Linked DNA regions of Homo sapiens: region 1 is linked to region 2. Evidence: chromatin contacts called from ENCODE Hi-C or POLR2A ChIA-PET data. All regions are on one chromosome and are shown on one strand. Each heading gives the region's core, a stretch centred on a gene start or an enhancer-like site at or near the end of the contact. The rest is flanking DNA. Distances are from core to core; before and after follow the strand shown.

What was found. Hi-C counts contacts between places; a loop is a spot of excess contacts on that map. ChIA-PET counts read pairs that join two places held with the same protein, here RNA polymerase II (POLR2A). Pooled maps may share reads with other maps.
Region 1: a loop to region 2 is called in a pooled map, with 4 times the contacts of the local background. The contact joins the enhancer-like site here to the promoter of KLHL22 in region 2. A Hi-C loop is called at or near these places in 1 of 168 maps with a recorded cell type or tissue (chondrocyte), 4 of 37 single-sample maps with no recorded cell type and 7 of 50 pooled maps. POLR2A ChIA-PET finds 5 or more read pairs at or near these places in 1 of 52 experiments (Caco-2).

The regions. Positions count from the first base shown.
Region 1 is chr22:20,745,669-20,752,605 of GRCh38, forward strand. It overlaps PI4KA (phosphatidylinositol 4-kinase alpha), which reads right to left. Exons shown (of 55, transcript NM_058004.4): 26 at 6,006-6,087; 27 at 5,625-5,708; 28 at 4,237-4,326; 29 at 1,915-2,034. Among named protein-coding and RNA genes, the nearest start is that of SERPIND1, 25 kb to the right of the region's middle. RefSeq lists enhancers at 2,896-2,945, 2,956-3,135, 3,206-3,565, 4,658-4,777, 5,799-6,596. Within about 2 kb of position 3,228, at least 8 of the 41 ENCODE cell types and tissues checked have a DNase peak (open chromatin) inside an H3K27ac peak, as active enhancers do.
Region 2 is chr22:20,493,940-20,500,294 of GRCh38, forward strand. It overlaps KLHL22 (kelch like family member 22), which reads right to left and starts at 1,856. Exons shown (of 7, transcript NM_032775.4): 1 at 1,821-1,856. It overlaps LOC101928824 (a long non-coding RNA gene), which reads left to right and starts at 1,974. Exons shown (of 4, transcript XR_007068011.1): 1 at 1,974-2,748; 2 at 4,728-4,852; 3 at 5,302-5,427. RefSeq lists a silencer at 1,516-2,175 and an enhancer at 2,370-3,022.

The sequences.
Region 1 (6,937 bases), core at 1,978-4,477, 250 kb after region 2:
CCAAGCAGGACTGAGTTAGAGCTTGGCTCTGATACTAATCAGCTGTGAGACCTTGGGAAGTCAATGTCTCTGAGCCTCAATGTGCTCATCTGTAAAGTGGGCATAACCCTCTCACAATGTTGTTACACGTTCAACGTAATGACACACACAATGTCCTGGCATGGCAAACAGCACCTGGTGGGCAGTGCAGGCCGGCTCCCTCCCTTCCACCATCACTCCTCACTGCCCAATGCGATCTCGGCTCACTGCAGCCTCCACCTCCCTGGTTCAAGTGATTCTCCTGCCTCAGCCTCCCGAGTAGCTGGGATTACAGGTGCATGTCACCACGCCTGGCTAATTTTTGTATTTTTACTAGAGATGGGGTTTCATCAAAAAAAAAAAAAAAAAAAAGAATTTTTTTTTTTTTTTTTTTGAGATGGAGTCTTGCTCTGTTGCCCAGGCTGGAGTGCAGTGGCGGGATCTCGGCTCACTGCAAGCTCCGCCTCCCGGGTTCACACCATTCTCCTGCCTCAGCCTCCCAAGTAGCTGGGACTACAGGCGCCTGCCACCATGCCCGGCTAATTTTTTGTATTTTTAGTAGAGACGGGGTTTCACCGTGTTGGCCAGGATGGTCTCGATCCACTGACCTCGTGATCCGCCCGCCTTGGCCTCCCAAAGTGCTGGGATTACAGGCATGAGCCACCGTGCCTGGCCCCAGAATTAATTTTTAAAAATTAAAAAAAATAACTTAGAGAAAACCTAACTTACATCAAATTTTCTGGGGAAAAAGAACAAAATATTTTAGGCAAAACAGATCTTTCACAAGTCAGCTGGCTAGAGTCTAGAAAAGGCTTACAAATGAGAACACATATTCTATTTTATGTAATAAAGCTTTGCTCCTACCACCCCCAAAAAGGAAAAGGCTTATGACTATCATAAACACTTACAGTCTATGAGTTCCGCCTCTGGCCTCTGTGGCCACCCAGTGGCAGAGACGTCCAGGTCAGGGCACTGATACCTGGTGCCCCGTCAGAGTAGGAGGCCCAGGGCGGGTGGCCCTGCAGGTGCAGGCTGGACCCAGCTCAACCATGTCTGCTAGACTGGTGTCTTTAGAGATAGTGCAGTGACCTCGAGGAGAGTGCCCTGATAGCAAAATGAGGCGAGAAGACACCAGCATTCTCTGGCACATCCTCAGGCCCCACAAAAGCCAGAGGGCACTCAGGCCCCTCTCTCCCGCCGGTATCCCAAGGGAGGCCTGTCACCCTTCCTCCTGGGTACACAGCCTCTGCACCTCCACATATCCCATCCCATGCTCCATTTGGAGAGAGTTGGGAAGCACACATGGCCAGGCTCTAGATTCACATTAACCAACAAAATCTCTGACCAGCCCCAGTCACATGGCCAGGTGGAACTGCCTGCTTTAATCCTTTTTAACTCTTAGCTCTAATTTAACTCAGAAAGTATTGCTGTGTGAACCCTCTGTCCTCTAGATTAATCTCTAGCAGAACAAGAAGCTGAAGGCATTCATGTGCGGTTCAGCACCTGCAGAAAACAGAACTGTTCAGGAGTCCAGTATACGCTCCAGATAAGTGCAACTGTGGCATCGCGCTGCCCGTGTCAGGCGGAGCTCTGTTTCCATCCTCTCAGATGGGGACATTCAAATCAAAATCTGATCACTGACATATCAAGCACTGATCCCCATAAATCCATAAATTTAAAAAAAAAAAAGCACAATAAGGAAACACTCATTTCAATGGCCACCTCTTCTTTGGGCCAAGGTGCGGCTTGCACCACTACCATTGTCAACAGACATCCACAGCACCCTGCATGTACTCATGTGCGTCATGAAAAGCGACAGCCGAGCTCTAAGCCTTCCCCTGCACTGTGGCTCCTATGGTCTAAGGGGTCACTGCTCTTCAGAAGGCTCGCACATACCCCAAGAGTTGTGTTCTGCTTGTTGTAGCCAGCAAAGTGAAGGATGCTCTCAGTGGCCATGGCCAGCCCCGTGTGCTGGGACAGTCCCGATACCCAGTTCTGATGTTTGTTCAGATATTCCTGAAATAGGAAAAACACATGGGGTTTCAGTTATTTATCTGATTTTTTTAGAGGCAGGGTCTCGCTCTGTCACCCAGGCTGGAGTGTGGTGGCACGATCATGGCTCATTGCAGCCTCGACCTCTTAGACTCAAGCCATCCTCCCGCCTCAGCTTCCCAAGTAGCTGGGACTATAGGGGCACGCCACTATGCCTGGCTAATTTTGCAATTTTTTTTGTAGAGATGGTGTCTCACTATATTGCTCAGGTTGGCTTGAATTCCTGGGCTCAAGTGATCCTCCCGCCTCAGCATCCCAAAATGTCAGGATTACAGGCATGAGCCACTGTGCCTGGCCTTGCTATTTCATTTAAAGGGGAAAATAAAACTTTATAAATTAAGGTGTGGGCAAATGGACCAAACACTGGGTTTCTGTCCTGGGTCTGCCCCTCCCTAACTAGCTGTGGGACTGTCAGTAAGTCAAAGCCCCTCTATGACCAGCTACTGCTCATTTGACTGAGGACAAGGCCAATTCCCCGAGCGGCTGTCATGCAGTCACTGCGGTGTTGCACCGTCAATGGGAGAGGGCCATTTATTCTTTCAGCACATCCTTGCTGAGCATCTGCTGTGGTAGCCACCAGGCAAATAAGCTACAAAGCCTTGGCCTTGCGGTCAACAGGCAGGCTGTGTGGTGTGGAGCCTCGGTTCTCTACTGCAGCATACCAGCAGCCTGGTGTGGGTGAACTGGACAGCAGGAACGAAGAACAACACCTGTGTCCACCTGGCCACCCAGTGGGAGAAGGGTGCTGGGCAATGGGATACCTGGCAGAGCCCAGGGGTGTGAGGGAGGCCTCCTGCTCTGGGGACCACAGGGGGCTCAGCCTGCAGGAGTACCAAGGACAAGGGTCTCGAGGGTGGGGGCAAGCCTGGAACAGATGCAGGCCCTGTTTACAGGCGTGAACCAACTAATTCCCTTAAGAAGAAATGTACAGGAGTATATACATGCAGAATTGTCTCAATGGTTTTGGGGGACTCCTGGAGCTCCAGAAACCCATCCTTGGACACTATGACGATGAAGAGTGACTAATAATCAAGTTTAAAAGGGAAGTACACTGACCAGATACCCTATTAAAACCAGACTACTCTGGTGGGTGGAGGAGAGGGCAGATTCGGGGAAGGCTGAGGCTGGGCACGGAGGGTGGGGAATAAGCACACTGCAGGGGAAGTGAAAGGGCAGGCCTGGGGCACGCCAAGGGGACACCTGGTGGAAAAATCAAGACCGCTTCAAGCCTTTTCATTTTCCATTTCCTTCTTAGGCCAGACCTGCGTGAGAAAGTAAAAAGCTCTATCAGCTGCTTTTTTTGTCCACTTAAACTTTCTAGGCATTAGAGGGGGCCTCCCCTCTTCAGACGACAGACAGCCTTGGGACCTGAGGCCCTTTTGCTGTAAATGAACAAAGGGAAATAGTTTCTTGCCACTGCGTTTCCACACAGCTCTCAGGGCTCTTGGAGCTGGCTGCTCTATCCTTCCTGGACTCCACAACCAGAAACACTTTTGAGCCTGTTTCATCTTTAAAGTGCTGCCAGGGTAAACCTCACAAGAGTTCCTCTCAGCACACCCACTCTCTGCTAACACAGATTCCTTCCAGAGGTATTTTTCTCATCTTTGATTCCTTTTAAGGCAATTCTTTCCTCTCACACCCTGTGGCATTACATGGTTTACTTCGTGGCCATCTGAGTTTCCAAACCAGTGTTTTTGTCTGAAAGACTCCCATGCACCTACATGTGCAGCTTATGTGGAGCTTTAATGGGACACAAGTCCCCAACTCTGCCTCTGCTCCACCAGCCTTGGTCAGGCCCCTGCCTTTGGGCACAGGTGCCAGCAATGCACTTGGCACTTAGAGATGCTGCCATCTGGCAGCCTCCCACATCCACCACACAAGCCCTTCCTCTCGTGAGCAGCCCCCAAGTCTTGCCACAGACCTGGCACCTCACCTGGTGTGAGCCGTCAGATGCCCTCCTTGTGCCCTGGCCAGCACTGGCCCCACAGGCGCTCCTAACACACAGAGCAGCCTCTGAGGCATCTATTATTCTCAGGCCCTAGACTGATGCTTCCAGTCTCCATTCACACTAGTGCTATTTGGATTTTGAGTTCTTCATGTCTCTGTAAAGCTTTTTTGGGAGTTTGAAGGAGCTTATGGCAATTGCCTTTTGATGGTTTCAAGTACCTGCAGGTGGGACTTGGTGACGGTAGGTGCCCACTTCATGGCCTCCTGGAGGATCATCCCACAGCGTGCAGCGAAGTCCTTCACAATGCTCTGGAAGAGGGTGAAGCTGCTTCTCAACAACCCGAGGTCAGTTCATCTGAGCTGCCGTAGTGACTGTCATGGGCTGAACTATGTCTCCCCAAATCCCTATGCTGCGCCTTAACTGGTACCAGTACCTCAGAGTGGAACTCATTTGGAGATAGGGCTTTAAAGAGGTGATTCAATTAAAAGGCTGATAGGGTAGGTCCTGATCCAATCTGGCCAGTATCCTTCCTTACGTGTGTGCAGAGGAAATCTGGACACACAGAAATACTGGGGCAGGGAGGAGGGTGTGCACAGAGGGAAGAACACGTAAAGACACAGGGAGAAGGCTGCCATTCACAAGCCAAGGAGAGAGGTCTCCACAGAAACCAGCTCTGCCAACACTTTGATTTTACACTTCGGCCCTCAGAACTGTAAGACAATCAATGTCTGTCAAGACCTTTCAAGCTGCCCAGTCTATTGTCTTTTGCTACAGAAGCCCAAGAGACTAGCACAGCCACTAAGTTTGAACCTCAAGGCCCCTGGGGCCAGGAAGCCCACACACACTATGATCTGTATGTAATTCCTGCACAAGGTTTGTGGCAGAATCTACAAGAATAACATGTCACAGGGACACTGTGCAACTTGTGTCCTGGGTCTGGGACTGGATGGAAGGGCAGGCTCTGCGTGGCAAAATCCTCTTCGGTGCCACACCACTCTGTGGGAAACTCCCCATTGACAGCTGGTCTGGCAGAGGTCCAGAGGTAGGACATGACTCAGCCCAGGCTGAAGGAGCTGTGAGCTGAGTTGCAGTCTTGCCACAGTGAGGGCTCTGAGACCGAGTTGGGGAGAGGAGAGACCCAGTACATCCTCCTCTTTTGGAGTGATTTATTCTGCCAGTTTCCCCATTGGATAGCACAAGTCAAAGGCATGATCCCCTATTACCACAATAACAAAATGTCAGTGCACCTCAGAGAAGTGAAGTCCACCTGAAAATCATGCTTGTGCGACGCAGACTCGAGAGGCTATAAACTGGCTGGTAGCTGAAGACCTCTTTGGCAGCTAAACCGAGAACACAGCTGAGTCAACATGGCTGAGGTGGGGGAGCTGGGCTTGGAAGACAGAGCGACCTGGGGGCAGCCAGCTCCCCTTGCACTCGGTGGAGCCTGGCAATGGCTTGGTCTCCTCACTGGGGGATGGGGCCAGCACCACCCACACCTCAAATTGCTGGGGACTGGGTGAGCTCATGCAGGTTGACCATCTCGTGGAAATACTCAGGGAATTGTGGTAAAGATGGCCCTTAGTGCAGGGGATCGTGTCGGGCCTACCTCACGGGCTTCGTACGTGTCAGGAACCGTGATCCGGTAGGGGGCGTCGGGGATGTCATAGTAAGGCTGATCCTTGTGAATATCCTGCAAGCACAGCAAGACTCCCTCTTCCAAACTGCCTTCCCCAAGTTGCCACTAGCAACCACATGGGCCACCCCTACCCACCACCTGTCTGTCTGTGACAGGCCTCCATACTTGATGCAACTTATTGCAAAACACCAGGTGGATTTGGGCCCCCTCACCCCCAACTCGACACCTGTAGCATTAATTATGTTCAGGCTTATTGTCAGAGAAGCATGCCACAACACAGGGCGGACAGGGCCGGCGGGGTGGTGGTAGAGCGGGTGGTGTTTGGGCCCTAGGTCTCCTGGGGACACTCACAGCGCTCAGTGACAGTGACAGGGTCTGCAGGATGTCCAGCATGGTCTTCAGCACAGTCCCGCTCCAGAGCAAGTGGGGAAACCTGCACCAAGAGCCAGCTCTCAGGACCAAGAGCCAAACCTCCAAGGAAGGTCTGCTTCTAGGAGCCCCCTCAGCTGCCAGCCCGAGCCCATATCTGCTTCAGGCCAGCTGAAGGAGGAGGTCGGGAGGCCCTTGCAGCAGGATGCCTGGCCTCCTCAGGCTCATTGCAGTAAGGTGAGCAACGCCTGGTCAGAAAGGCTCCCCAGGCCCCTGCCAGCCCCACTTCTTAGGGCCAGACAAACCTGACACCAACTGCCTTGGTTATGCACTGGCCAGGACACCCCTCACTTTCCAAAGCAATCCTCTTAGTTTCTGACCAGGGTTCTCCATTATTTCTCACATAATGGAGAAAACAACAGTATCTACCTGACACCCTGGGGTAAGACAGGCCATGGGCTCCGATGGCCCCAGGGCTGAAGGAGAGGTGTCTCTGCACAGCTGTGACCCACCAGTGGCCCACTGCTCAGGAAGCCCAGCTCAGACACACGCCACGTGTGTGCTGGACTCGTTCTCGTGACCCCTGGCTGGCTCCTGACCACCTGTGGTGGCGCTGCTGCCTGGACCAGGCACACAGTATCTGCAACAGGCTCCAGAACCACTGGATACCTCTGGGGAGCTGCAGGCAGCCTCCATGTGGGTGTTTTGCTGCCTCTGGCCTTCTCACCTTGGAGAAGCTGGTCCAGCCCACCTGTGAGAGTTCTCATCAGTGTGGGGACATGTCCCAACAGGGTCTGTTTTGGCTCCCAGAACAAAGAGTATACAGCACAGAAGGGTCTGTGTGGGCTTTTGTTCCTGAGAAGCCCAAAGATACTGATCCTACCAGGGGACCTCTGGCTGGGCCCTGGGCTAGA
Region 2 (6,355 bases), core at 606-3,105:
GTTATCCCAGCTACTGGGAAGGCTGAGGAAGGGGGAAGCTGAGGCAGGAGAATCGATTGAACCCAGGAGGTGGAGGTTGCAGTGAGCCAAGATTGTGCCATTGCACTCCAGCCTGGGCGACAGAGCCAGACTTTGCCCCCCCCCCAAAAAAAAAAGTGCAAAGTAGGCTGGGCATGGTGGCTCATGCCTGTAATCCCAGTGCCTTGGGAGGTCCAGGTAGGTGGAGTTCAAGACCACCTTGGGCAATATAGCGCGACCCTTTCTCTACAAAAAATTTAAAAATTAACTAGGCATGGTGGTGTACACCTGTAGTCCTGGCTATCTGGGGTGAGACAGCTTGGGGTTCACTGCAGTCTCAAGCTCCCAGGTTCAAGTGATCCTCCCACCTCAGCTTCCTCAGAAGCTGGAACAACAGGAGCTCACCACTGCGCCCGGCTAATTTTTCAAATTTTCTTTGTAGAGAAGAGGTTTCACTATATGGTGTAGGCTAGAGTGCAGTGGTAGGGTCTTGGCTCACTGCAGCCTTCATCTCCTGGGTTCAAGCGATTCTCCTACCTCAGCCTCCCGAGTAGCTGGGATTACAAGCACGTGTCACCACACCCAGCTAATTTTTGTATTTTTAGTAGAGACGGGGTTTCACCATGTTGGCCAGGCTAGTCTCTCCTGACCTCAGGTGATCTGCCAGCCTTGGCCTCCCAAAGTGCTGGGATTACAGGCATGAGCCACCGCGCCCGCCCCCAGTCTCATATCCCCAATTTTAGTCATCACAAGCCAAGTTCCCCGTTTTGTACTGTTCGAAGTTTCAGTGGGGAGAAGAAAGGAAGCTTAATGTGCCACATAGCTACAAACTGAAGGATACAAGATGAATTTTTATGAAGTGATGGATGGCAGAGTCAAAATCATTTCAGAGGAACTTTCAGTTCGGTACGATTTTACTGAGTAGATACCCTCAGCCTTCTGTAGGGCCCCCGAACGAGCAGTATCCCCTCAAAGAAACTCAATCCTTGGCAGCATGAAGCAAGGTCGGCCACAAAGGCAAAGGGGGCGGCTGCGGTAGAGGAGAGGGAGTGGGTGCTGATTCCCAGCGGGGCAGCCTTCCAAAGGGTGCGCTCTGGAAGAATCTCCCAGGGAGCCGTCTTGGAGGCACTCGGCCCCGCGGAGGGCCGGAGCGAGGGCGCCCAGTGAGGAGCCCAGGCGGAAGGTGGCGGTGCCCCGCTGCCCGCCCCAGATCCACTCGGCTCGGCCCGCACCGGATCTAAAATGGTCAGAACTGGCAGCCGACGCTTCGCGCTCTGGTGATTTTGCACTGACAGCGCGATCTCCGGCTCCTCTCAGGAAACCGGGAGAGCTGGCAAGGCTGGGCTCCTACGGCTGCAGTCCCCGGGCCCGATCGAGGGAACTGAGGCTCGTCAGGCCGGCCCCAAATCGCCCGCCTGTTGCAAGGCCGCCCGCTCCAGCGCGGAGGGTCGCGGCCAGGAAGGCCGCATTCGGACCTGCCGCAGGCAACAGGGCCCGCCCGGGTGCCAGGAGGCCGGCGCGCCAGCAGCCGCGCTGAGGAGGCCTCGCACCCTGGCCCCTGGCCGAGCGCCAGATCCCGGCCCCTACGCGCCCGCGCCCGGGGATCCCGCCGGCCGCGTCCCCGCCACGTCAGGCCGCGGGCTCTCCTCAGGTCGCCGCCCCCGAGCCTCCGGCCCGCGCCCGCCCCCGCGCCCCTCGGACTCCGCGCCGCTAGCTTGTCCCCGGCCCAGCGATGCCTGCTTGCCGCCCGACCCCCGCGTTCGCTGCCGCCCGGCCCGTTCGGCTCACGCCTCGCAGCTGACCTGGTGCCGCCGCCAGCCGAGGCCGCACTCGCAGCTGGAGGGAGGCGGGAGGCGGGAGGCGGGAGGCGCGAGGCGGGAGGCTGGGCGAGAGGAGCCGGCGGGGCGGGGGCCTGGGCCGTCACGTGGGTGCGCCGCGCAGGCGCCGGGCGGGCCAGACGTAGGCCCGGGGGTTCCCGGCCTGGCCGGGTAGCAGCGCGGGGGCGGCCCTGGGGCGGGGAGACAGGGGGCGGCTCCACTCCGGCGCTCTGCGGAGGACAGCAGCGATCGCCAAGGCTCAGTGAGTCCCCGCACTAGCGCGGCACCTGGCACTTGGCGGGGCCGAACCAACGAATGAGCGAATTTGCCGAGAGTCGCCCCGTCTGAATCCATTGACTCTTTCCTTGCCTCGGTCCTACCCTCATTCCTCGACTCACTTCCTCCTGCCCTTCCTCACTATCTCCCTCCCCGCTCATATCCTCCCTCTCCTTTCCTCATTCCCTTCTTCACTCTCTTCTCTCCTCTCTTACTCCCCCCCTCTCATTCCCTCCCTCCTTCACTCTCTCATTCCTTCCCTTCCTATCTTACCCACCATTCCCTTCCTCCCTCACTCATTCACTCCCTCCCTGTCTCCCCCTCTCATCCCCTCCCTCTCTCATTCCCTTTCCCTCCCTCCTTAACTCTCGTTCTCTCCTCCCTCTCTCATTCCTTCCCTCCCTGTCTCATTTCCCCCCTTCTTTCCCTCCCTCCCTCTCCTCTTCTCCCATTGCCTCCCTCCCTCTTTGATTCCCTTCTTTCCTCCTCTCCTCCACTTGTTCCCTTCGTCACGCGCTCATTCCCTCCCTCCCGCGGCCTGCTCCTTCCCCGCTCCCTCCGCGGTCGGTGCCGCTGACCGTAGCGCGCCCCCTGCGGGATATCGGGGAGAATCGCTTAACACCGCCAGAGTGAACAGGTGCTAGTTTGTGTGCCCGTTCCTTTACTGAGATTTTGCAGTAAATCTAATTCCCAGTCTTAAAGCCTGGTCCCAGAGGTCCGTGCGCGGGTCTTGGCATTCATTGTTCTCCACCTCACCTTCGAGCAGGTCCCATCCTCCGAGGCGTATCCGTAATGGCTGCGCCCAGAGCTTGGAGCCACAGAGCCTCCTGATGGGATAAGGTTGGAGTGTCCCACACTGTGGTTTTGAGAGGGACTGTGAAGGGTGGAGAGAGTGGTAGGGGGAGGATGTGGCTGGAGATGGCTCATGGTTAAAAAGAAAGGTGGGGCCGGGCTTGGTGGCTGGCGCCTGTAATCCCAACACTTTGGGAGGCCGAGACGGGCGGATCACGAGGTCAGGAGATGGAAACCATCCTGGCCAACATGGTGAAACCCCATCTCTACCAAAACACACACAAAAAAACTAGCCGGTCGTGGTGGCGCGCACCTGTAGTCCCAGCTACTCGGGAGCCTGAGGCAGGAGAATCGCTTGAACCCGGGAGGCAGAGGTTGCAGTGAGCCGAGATCACGCGCCACTGCACTCCAGCCTGGTGACAGAGCGAGACTCCGTCTCAAAAAAAAAAAAAAAAAAAAAAAAAAAAATTGGTGGAAGGGGAATGTAAAAGGAGGAAAATACACGGAAGAGAATTGCTGTCCTGGCTGAGTCCAGAGAGATAACTGAGGGTCCCAGACAAGGATCAAGAGAACGGGATTGGCCTCCAGAGGCAGAGGTTCCAAATGGGAGTGGGCTTCCTCCTAGAAAGACTTTCTGGAGGAGACCCCCCTACTGTGTAACAGAGGAGGACTTTGGGATTAAGAAAAGCATTCCAGGAAGCCGACAGTGTCAGCAAACGTGGAGGTGAGATCCTTCAAAGTGAGTGGTGTGGAGGTTTCCAGAATTTTCTGAGCCTGAAGGGAAGGTTGGAGAGCAGACCCTGCCCTTTGGAGGCTTGACTTAGCCCTGAGGGCACCCTGTAGCCAGGGTGGGCAGATGCCAATATGGTAGAGACGAAGACTGAGTAGGGAGCCAGCCACAGTGCTGTGGTCTCAGGCAGGGAGTGAAGACCAGAGTGGAGCAGGCTAGAAACCTGGGAAGGAAGCAGGTTCCCCAGTATAAGCCCAGTGATGTGTGAAGAATGAGCCCAGGAGATGGGTGGGGAAGTAGGCCCACCCTGCCTACAGGGGAGCCAGAGCAAGAGCAGGTCTGGGGGAAGATGAGGCCCCCCTTGGCTCCAGGTAGGGGAAGACTGACCTCCAAGGCCCAATGGGACCAGGTGTACGGGTGGACCCAGAGAGGAGAGGAAAAGGAATCCTGGGGCAGCAACAAGAAGGCCACTGTGGTCTGAATGTCGGTACCCCCAAAATTCATATGTTGGAACTGAATCCTCAGTGCGATACTATTATAAAGTAGGGCCTTTGGGAGGGGTTTAGGTCATGAGGGTGAAGTCCTCACCATGGGATCAGTGTATAAAAGAGGTTCGAAGGAGCTCATCCCCCACTTTTGCCAGGTGAGGACACTGTAATAAGCACCATCTTCAAGGCAGAGAATCGGCTGGGCGCAGTGGCTCACGCCTGTAATCCCAGCACTTTGGGAAGCCGAGGTGGGAGGATCATGAGGTCAGGAGATCAAGACCATCCTGGCTAACATGGTGAAACCCCATCTCTACTAAAAATACAAAAAATTAGCCAGGCATGGTGGTGGGCGCCTGTAGTCCCAGCTACTTGGGAGGCTGAGGCAGGAGAATGGCGTGAACCCGGGAGGCAGAGCTTGCAGTGAGCTGAGATCGCGCCACTGCACTCCAGCCTGGGTGACAGAGCAAGACTCCGTCTCAAAAAAAAAAAGCAGAGAACGGACCCCTCACTAGACACTGGGGCTTTTTTCTGAAGGCTACTGTGTCATATAAAATTTATATTAAATAAATTGATATGCTTTTCTCTTGTTAATCTGTCCTTTGTTAGAGGGGTGTCAACCAGGAACCTTGTGATGCGTGAGGAAAAAATATTACCTTTTCCCCCTACTCTTTCTGGCACCCAACAAACAAGTGGGGTGGCAAAGACACCCCACTTGGGACAACTGGCAAAAGGTAAGCATTCTTACCAAGGTTAACTGTCCCATATCACTGCCTGTAGTACTCAGCTGAGAGTGGAAGGTAAAAACTTCTTGTCCCTTCCTTTCCAAATTCAAATTAGCAGAAGAAAACATTGTGTCTGGATTGTGACTCTTGCTTAAATTTGGTTGAGGGGTAACTGTTTGTTATTGATCCTTTCCTCCCAGGCACAGCTACCTCTTTCCTGTTTGTTTTATTTGTGTCCTGAGAGCTTGGCTTTATGACCAGTGAGAATATTCTCCCTGATCTCTGAATAGCCAGTGGGTGCAAGTGACAGCTTGCTTTAGGACAGCTTGCGTTAGGGTTGCAAGTAACAGCTTGCATTATTACAAACTCCTCTGTCCCGGTCAGAAAAAGAGAAAGTTTGGTTTTTGTTTGTTTGTTTGTTTTTTGTTTTGTTTTAATAGTCTTGCTCTTTCGCCCAGGCTGGAGTGCAGTGGCATGGTGGCATGATCTTGGCTCACTGCAACTGCTGCATCCTGGGCTCAACTGATTCTTCTGCCTCAGCCTCCTGAGTAGCTGGGACTACAGGCACACACTACCACGTCCAGGTAATTTTTTTTGTATTTTTAGTAAAGAGGGGGATTCATCATGTTGCGCAGGGTGATTTTTTTTTTTTTTTTTTAATTCTTTTCTGAGACGGAGTCTTGCTCTGTCACCCAGGCTGGAGTGCAATGGCGGGATCTCGGCTCAGCCTCCTGAGTAGCTGGGATTACAGGCACCTGCCACTACGCCAGCTAATTTCTGTATTTTTAGTAGAGACAGGGTTTCACCATGTTAGTCAGGCTGGTCTCGAACTCCTGACCTCGGGTGATCTGCCCACCTCGGCCTCCCAAAGTGCTGGGATTACAGGCATGAGCCACCGTGGCTGGCCTCTTTTATTTTTAAGATACAGGGTCTCACCCAAGCTGGTCAGGAACTCCTGGCCTCAGTCCACCTGTCTCAGCCTCCCAAAGTGCTAGGATTACAGGCATGAGGGACCACGCCCGGCCAAAGAGAAGGTTCTGAACCTTCTCTTTTTCTGACCATGACAGAGGAGTTTGTAAGTGGGCCAAGTCTATAAGGGGTTTTTGTTGTCTCAGTATTCATTGGTGTGATAGATGAGCCAGTCCATGACTGGAGACGTGACAGTGTTCTGTACAAGATGACATCCTTAGTCACCTGTGTCAACAAAGGTGCCTTCTGGCTAGGCACGGTGGCTCACGCCTATAATCCTAGCACTTTAGGAGGCTGAGCCAGGCAAATCACGAGGTCAGGAGTTAGAGACCAGCCTGACCAACATGGTGAAACCCTGTCTCTACTAAAAATACAAAAAAATTAGCCAGGTGTGGTGGCGCATGCCTGTAATCCTAGCTATTCGGGAGGCTGAGGCAGGAGAATGGGTTGAATCTAGGAGGCAGAGGTTGCAGTGAGCCAAGATCGCGCCACTGTACTCTAGCCTGGGTGACAGAGCGAGACTCCGTCTCAAAAAAAAAAAAA